Linked DNA regions of Homo sapiens: region 1 is linked to region 2. A link is a contact called in ENCODE Hi-C or POLR2A ChIA-PET data. All regions are on one chromosome and are shown on one strand. The core of a region is the stretch at or near the end of the contact, and the rest is flanking DNA. Distances in the headings are between cores, read along the strand shown. Region 1 has its middle 17 kb from the start of DYSF. Region 2 holds the start of BMP10 (bone morphogenetic protein 10).

The links. Hi-C counts contacts between places; a loop is a spot of excess contacts on that map. ChIA-PET counts read pairs that join two places held with the same protein, here RNA polymerase II (POLR2A).
Region 1: a map of vagina shows a loop between it and region 2 (12-fold over the local background). The contact joins the enhancer-like site here to the promoter of BMP10 in region 2. A Hi-C loop is called at or near these places in 1 of 168 maps with a recorded cell type or tissue (vagina). POLR2A ChIA-PET finds 5 or more read pairs at or near these places in 1 of 52 experiments (OCI-LY7).

The regions. Positions count from the first base shown.
Region 1 is chr2:71,448,069-71,451,380 of GRCh38, reverse strand. No RefSeq gene overlaps it. Among named protein-coding and RNA genes, the nearest start is that of DYSF, 17 kb to the left of the region's middle. RefSeq lists a silencer at 273-459. Within about 2 kb of position 1,865, at least 2 of the 41 ENCODE cell types and tissues checked have a DNase peak (open chromatin) inside an H3K27ac peak, as active enhancers do.
Region 2 is chr2:68,869,556-68,872,838 of GRCh38, reverse strand. BMP10 (bone morphogenetic protein 10) reads left to right here and starts at 1,442. Exons shown (of 2, transcript NM_014482.3): 1 at 1,442-1,814. The coding sequence starts at 1,481. RefSeq lists a silencer at 1,466-1,626.

The DNA.
Region 1 (3,312 bases), core at 616-3,115, 2.6 Mb before region 2:
TACAGAACTTGGCCATTATGTGTTGCTGGAGAAAACAGTTTTGGCTCGGATGTAGCAACTGATTGATTGACTCAGTCATTCATTCATTTACCAACATTTATTGGTACCTTGTCTGTGGCAAGCATTTTTCAGATTCAAATTTTACAGAAAGATAGCAAGGAGGGAGTAAAATTTAATTGCTTTGGGAAGAAGGGCAGGAGGCCCTGTTGATGTAGGGAAAGCCCAAATTATGGTCTATTTTTAAAGAAGTACAGTTTGGCTCTATTCAGATGTATAAAGTAACATGAACCTGCTCTGTGGCAGAGCTAAAATTGGACCTAAGAAGCAGCTAGCTGCTTGCAAATATGGTGTGGCTACAGTGATTTGAAAAGAGCCAGTTTGGCTGGGTGCAGTGGCTCACGCCTGTAATCCCAGCACTTTGGGAGGCCGAGACGGGTGGATCACAAGGTCAGGAGATCGAGACCATCCTGGCTAACATGGTGAAACCCCATGGTGGCGGGCGCCTGTAGTCCCAGCTACTCGGGAGGCTGAGCCAGGAGAATGGTGTGAACCTGGGAGGTGGAGCTTGCAGTGAGCCAAGATCATGCCACTGCACTCCAGCCTGGGCGACAGAGCAAGACTCCATCTCAGGAAAAAAAAAAAAAAAAAAGAAAAGAGCCAGTTTTCTGTATAGGTTAAACACCTTCCTCACAACTTCACTACTTTATTCATACAGAAGGCTGTCTTCAAACTTTTTCTGCACAGCCCAGTCTGTGCAGAAATAAACCTCTAGTGAGCATGTCTGCCCCCAAATTGTAGGACATGTTTGGGGTATCTTCTCTATTTAAAAGAATCACTTTCTCTGAGACTACCCAACCTGAATCAATCACATTCTCTCTCCCAAAAACGTGGAATTGGGACTGAGAGAAGCTAGCTTCTGTGTGGCTGGAGCTGAGATGAATAAAATGGGAGGCTCAGAAGGGGCCCCGCACATGAAGTGGAGAAAGTTTCGCAGTCAGAGAAAAAGAGATCACGTGTAGGGGGTGAGGTGGGGAAAACAAGATCCAGAAAGAGACCCTTCTGGTTGTTGTTCCTGGCTCTCATTCCTTGAGTCTCCCTGCCTGTGAGTGCTGAGATAGTCCTTGTGGTGGATATTTGCCATTTTTGGCTTCCAGCTTTTAATCTCCCTCTTCCTAAAACATCCTTTTCCCACCCCTCTTGGTGGGCAGAAGTGCCTGCCTTTTTTCTGGAAGCTTTAGAGATAGGGCCTCCCACTCTGTGTCACTGGGCAGTGTGGCCTAGGCTCAGACAGTTGGATGCTCTCTCCCAAGACTTGAAACAAGTTCTTGAGCTTCAGGAAGTCAGACATGGCAGCTGCCGTGTGACAGCAAATGACCAGGTAGGGCGCCTGCTGTGCGAGTCCTGTCCATAACCAAAGCCAAGTTCTCCAACCTCCCTCCATTCTGTTAGCCCCCAAAGCTCTTCTGAAATCCTCTCTTGCTTCAGATATCCAGGCTTGGCTGCTGTAGCTAGCAGCCAGGGATCCAGACCAACATGCCCAGTGTCTTTATAGTGAGTCGCTGCACATTTTACTTAGGTTAACTTGAAATGCAATTCTTTTTATTTTTAATTTTTTTAGAGACAGTCTCCCTCTGTCACCCAGGCTGGAGTGCGGTGGCAAAATAGCTCACTGCAACATCCAACTCCTGAGCATGAAGCACAGTTCTGTTTCTTGCTATAAAAGAACAAGTTCTTGTGGCCCTGATGACACTTTGATCTTGAATTTCTGGCCTCCAAAACTGTGAGAATAAATTTGTTGTTTTTAAGCCACCATGGTTGTGACAATTGGTTAGAGCAGCCACAGGAAACGAGTACACCAAGGCTTTGTCAACACAACCAACCACTGTTAAAGAGGGGTGGTTTTCAGGCCACTTTTACTACTTTACTGTTTCAGGACAGAAACGAAAGGGAGGGAGGTGGCTCTCCAATTTCACTGAGAAACTAAGGGACAAGTTTGATACTATTTTCCAACAGAAAATAGAAAAACAACAACAACAGGTTTTTCGCCAAAGAGGTAATGTGAACACACTACATTATTTCTATGTTCTCTGTCTTCTGTAAAAACCACAGATCTTTGCAAAGCTTGCTAAGGACCATAGACCCTGGTAACAGCCTGGTCATTTCATCTGCTTCCCCTAAGAAGAAAAACTAATGGTAGTGTCAGAGAGTTTCAATTTCCCAAGAATCTACCATAATAAACAGTAAACACTCAATAAATAGAAACTATTTTTTGTTCAGGCATGGCTGCTGATACAATGGAAAGGAGTGAGCTCAGCATGAAGGTGCAGGGGCTTCTGAAAGCCCTCACTCCTCTTGAGCAGGGAGTGAAGAGCGGCCTATCTGCTGAGCTGCAAGAGCGCAGCTCTGGGACTAATGTGAACAGGTCAGTCTGTGTGCACAGTCCTCCTTTTGGATTTAGTCCAGAGGGTGAGGAGTCTCTAGACAGCACGAAGGAAAGCCTCCACACACAGCGATTGTTAGAAGAGCCACTCTTTCTTCTTGAGCTGGACATTCATCTCCTGCTCTCGGACATCACAGCTGAGCTCCTGGTGGGCCCCCCCCACCTCCATTCCCAACGTGTGGTCTTTTCTGATTCTCCAATATGAAGATGGCATATTGTAGGACTTCTTGGCTTCCATAATAGCATGAGTCAAATCTCGTAACAGATATTTATTTACTGTTTCTACTCCATTTTACTCTCTCTCTACACACACACCTCCTATTGGTTGTTTCTCTGGAGAACCCTGAGTAATACACACATAGAAGGCCTCTGAGAAGTGAGGGAGATCCAAACCAGGGTGATAAGAGTGAGGAACAGAACAGGAGTTCGACTTCTTTCCAAAGTGGGGTTATCTCATCTTCTGGAAGAGGCCACAACATCCCAGGATGCAGCAATCCTAGCAAATGTGAGGAAACCTGTTATAGGCCCCAGCAGTGAGAAGAGTCAGGTGCTGCTGATGGCTGGTTCCCGAGTAGGGTGCAAAATGAAGGCACAGGCAGAGCTGATGCAGGCAAAAGGAGCAGGTTTGGGTGTCCCTATTGCATGTCTCAGGGCAGAGAGGGGCCAGAAAGCTTTCTGAAGCTCATACACCAAAGGACTCCTGTTGATTCATGGGAAGATATCACCAGAAAAGGCCTAAAGAACATCTTTAGGAGTTAAGAGGGCAACAAATGTCTCACTTTGTTTCCCCCTTGGCTGATGGCCAGGACTTTGGAAAAGGGGCACCAAGAGAAGTGAATATTTGACTTATGTGTTTTGCTGTTGTTGTTGTT
Region 2 (3,283 bases), core at 193-2,692:
GCTAAGGATCGAGGAGAGCCAGTCCAAGTTCCCCGACTGAAGAACTTGGAGTCCCATATTCAAGGACAGGAAGCATCCAGCATGGGAGAAAGATAGGCTGAAAGTCTAGGCCAGTCTCGTCTTTTCACGTTTTTCTGCCTGCTTTATATTCTAACCGTGCTGGCGGCTGATTAGATGGTGCCTAGCTAGATTAAGGGTGGGTCTACCTTTCCCAGCCCACTGATTCAAATGTTAATCTCCTTTGGCAACACCCTCACAGACACACCCGGGATCAATACTTTGCATCCTGCAATCCAATCAAGTTGACAGTAAGTATTAACCATCACACCAAGCTTTTGCTGGAGCCTCTTGATGACAATTTTGATTGAGTCAGAAGGATGAATTTCGCAGAGATGTTGGTTATATTAACAACTCATTGCACAGATGGAGGACCTGAGGTCCACATCCAGCTACAAATTTCTGCCTGCCTCCTGCCTCCAGGCTGATCTGGGGACGTGTTGGCCTCTCAGCATTATTGCCCATGCCCTAGTCTGGTAGAAGAGTGGTTTAAAAGTGTGACTGTTTTATTCTTCATAAGAATCAGGCTGCCTTGGTTGAAATTGTGGCCCCATCACTTTGCAACTTTGTGGCCTCTGGCAAGCTATGGCACTTCACTGACCCATATATGTGATGGAGATAATGATACGGTTATTACAGGAGCACACTTGATGATAGGTGTAAAGCACTCAGTACAATGCCTGTTTGTAGGAAGCATCTAATAAATTCTAGTTGCCAGTATAACTAAGCACTTGCCCTATTTTTCAAATGCTATTTTAGCCAGATCAAATAGGTAGGAAAAAGCCTGTCAATCATGAAGTTTATACTTTCCTGTTTCTAAAAAGGTACACTTCTAAAAATTTATATAATTCATTTATAGCTATTAACTTAAACTTGGAAAGTTTGGATATTTGGTCTGTCTTCACAAGTGTTTATCTGAGCCCTACCTCTCAAATTAACATGTATCACCATTGATGTGCATTATGTTGATTCTTATACCTATTATATGCATGTGTGAAACTAAGCCCCATAAAAACAGAATTTAGGCATTCCTGCTGAAAGGAAGTGAATTGAAGGGAAGAGAAGCAGAGCCTTTGCAAAGAGAAAATTGTCCTATCTCTCAACCAGTGTCAGAATGTGGAAATGTTTACAAAATGCTCATTAAAAGAAATAGGGATTGCAAGATAGAAACAAATTCTGGTGCACAAGTTTACACTAGGGAGATAAGAAAGGCTAGGCCCCTATAGGGGATTTTGTTATCCAATTACTGCAACCTGACTTTTAGGGGGAGAGGAAGAGTGGTAGGGGGAGGGAGAGAGAGAGGAAGAGTTTCCAAACTTGTCTCCAGTGACAGGAGACATTTACGTTCCACAAGATAAAACTGCCACTTAGAGCCCAGGGAAGCTAAACCTTCCTGGCTTGGCCTAGGAGCTCGAGCGGAGTCATGGGCTCTCTGGTCCTGACACTGTGCGCTCTTTTCTGCCTGGCAGCTTACTTGGTTTCTGGCAGCCCCATCATGAACCTAGAGCAGTCTCCTCTGGAAGAAGATATGTCCCTCTTTGGTGATGTTTTCTCAGAGCAAGACGGTGTCGACTTTAACACACTGCTCCAGAGCATGAAGGATGAGTTTCTTAAGACACTAAACCTCTCTGACATCCCCACGCAGGATTCAGCCAAGGTGGACCCACCAGAGTACATGTTGGAACTCTACAACAAATTTGCAACAGATCGGACCTCCATGCCCTCTGCCAACATCATTAGGAGTTTCAAGAATGAAGGTAAGTTTTTGCTGATGAAATTTTGCTAGGATTTTTTTCAAGACACAATAAGTAAATTTACAATGCATGGGAATGATATAGGTAAGGGTAAATACATCTATATAAGGATGTTAAATACATATGGATACACAAAAACAAGGCACATTTTGTTCTATACCAATTATATAGTCATTTCAGGAACCTCGAAAAATACTTACAAACATCTTTTAATCCAAAGCCACAAAACATCTATCAATTTGACATCATAATTGGGTCCTTTTAAAAAATGTTAATTTGAACACCAAGTAATACAAAGAATTAATGTTGGTCTACTGCCGTACCTTTGTCATTTTCCAAATAGGCCTTGATTGCCATATGGGCTTTTAATTAACTAAAAAATTTCTCAACTTCTACTTAGAATAAAAAGGGTAAAAACAGTCAAAAAACATCAAATTGTGATTTGTGTTTTGTTCAAACTTTTGATAAGTTTTTATTTTGTGACCTTATTTAAGAAATGTTCAAACAGGATGGAAATATATTTTAAAGATTCTTCCTAAGGCTGTGTTGTTTGATGTGTCATGTACATCCTTAAAGCACTGTTTACAGTTTCCAGGAAGTGTAGATGGCCCATTAATCATCCAGCTCATCATTTCCGTCTTTATAAAGAGCAACGTACAAGCTTTGAATTATTGGTGGGAAAAGTGTGTTTTCTTCTCTTAGGTCTTTAAATTTGGTAACTAAATCTAATGAGCTAGCAAGTTAATGTTTTTGTTTGTTTGTTTGTTTGTTTGTTTTTTGGTTAATATGGTCCTAGTAGGAAAAAAAACCCCTGATATCTAGATATCTATAGTAGAAGCTGAAGGTCCAAAGGAACTAATTTAATTTTTGCCAGTTATGCTTTTATAGTCACTAACCAGGTATAAAAGAAGCTTCCCGTTAATATTGGCCAGATGTTCTTGAAAGAAGAAAGGTAATAGTGAAGAAATAGCTCAGGATTTGGGATTTTGAGAGCTAGTTGGCTTAGTGGTTGTGAATAATTAGCTGATGCCTCAGAGCCTCAATTTCCTCATCTATAAAGTGGGAGTAATAATACCTACATAACATAGTTGAGTGACTCAAAGGAGGTTACAGATAAGAAAGCACTCCATTTACTATGAAGTGCTGATCAAACTTTAGTGACTACTAATGAGTTACTTAATATTCTAGGTACTGGAATAAATGTTGAGTAGGTATTCCTTAGTCCCTAAGATATTATCTCCCTTTAAAATTGAGTTGGCTGCCAAAATTTATAATTCATAATATCTTTCTCATGGAAATGGCAAGTTGAGATTACAGATTGCTTTTGGAGGTGAGTCTGAATTGAAAATGAACAACTTCCTCCTGTAAGAACCCTCCCTAATACTTCTCAGCACTGAGCCCTAAGTGTCTGGCTCAGGGTGTGGGTGAGAAAATGTTGTTTGCATCCCCTGGAAAACTAGAAACGTTTTCCG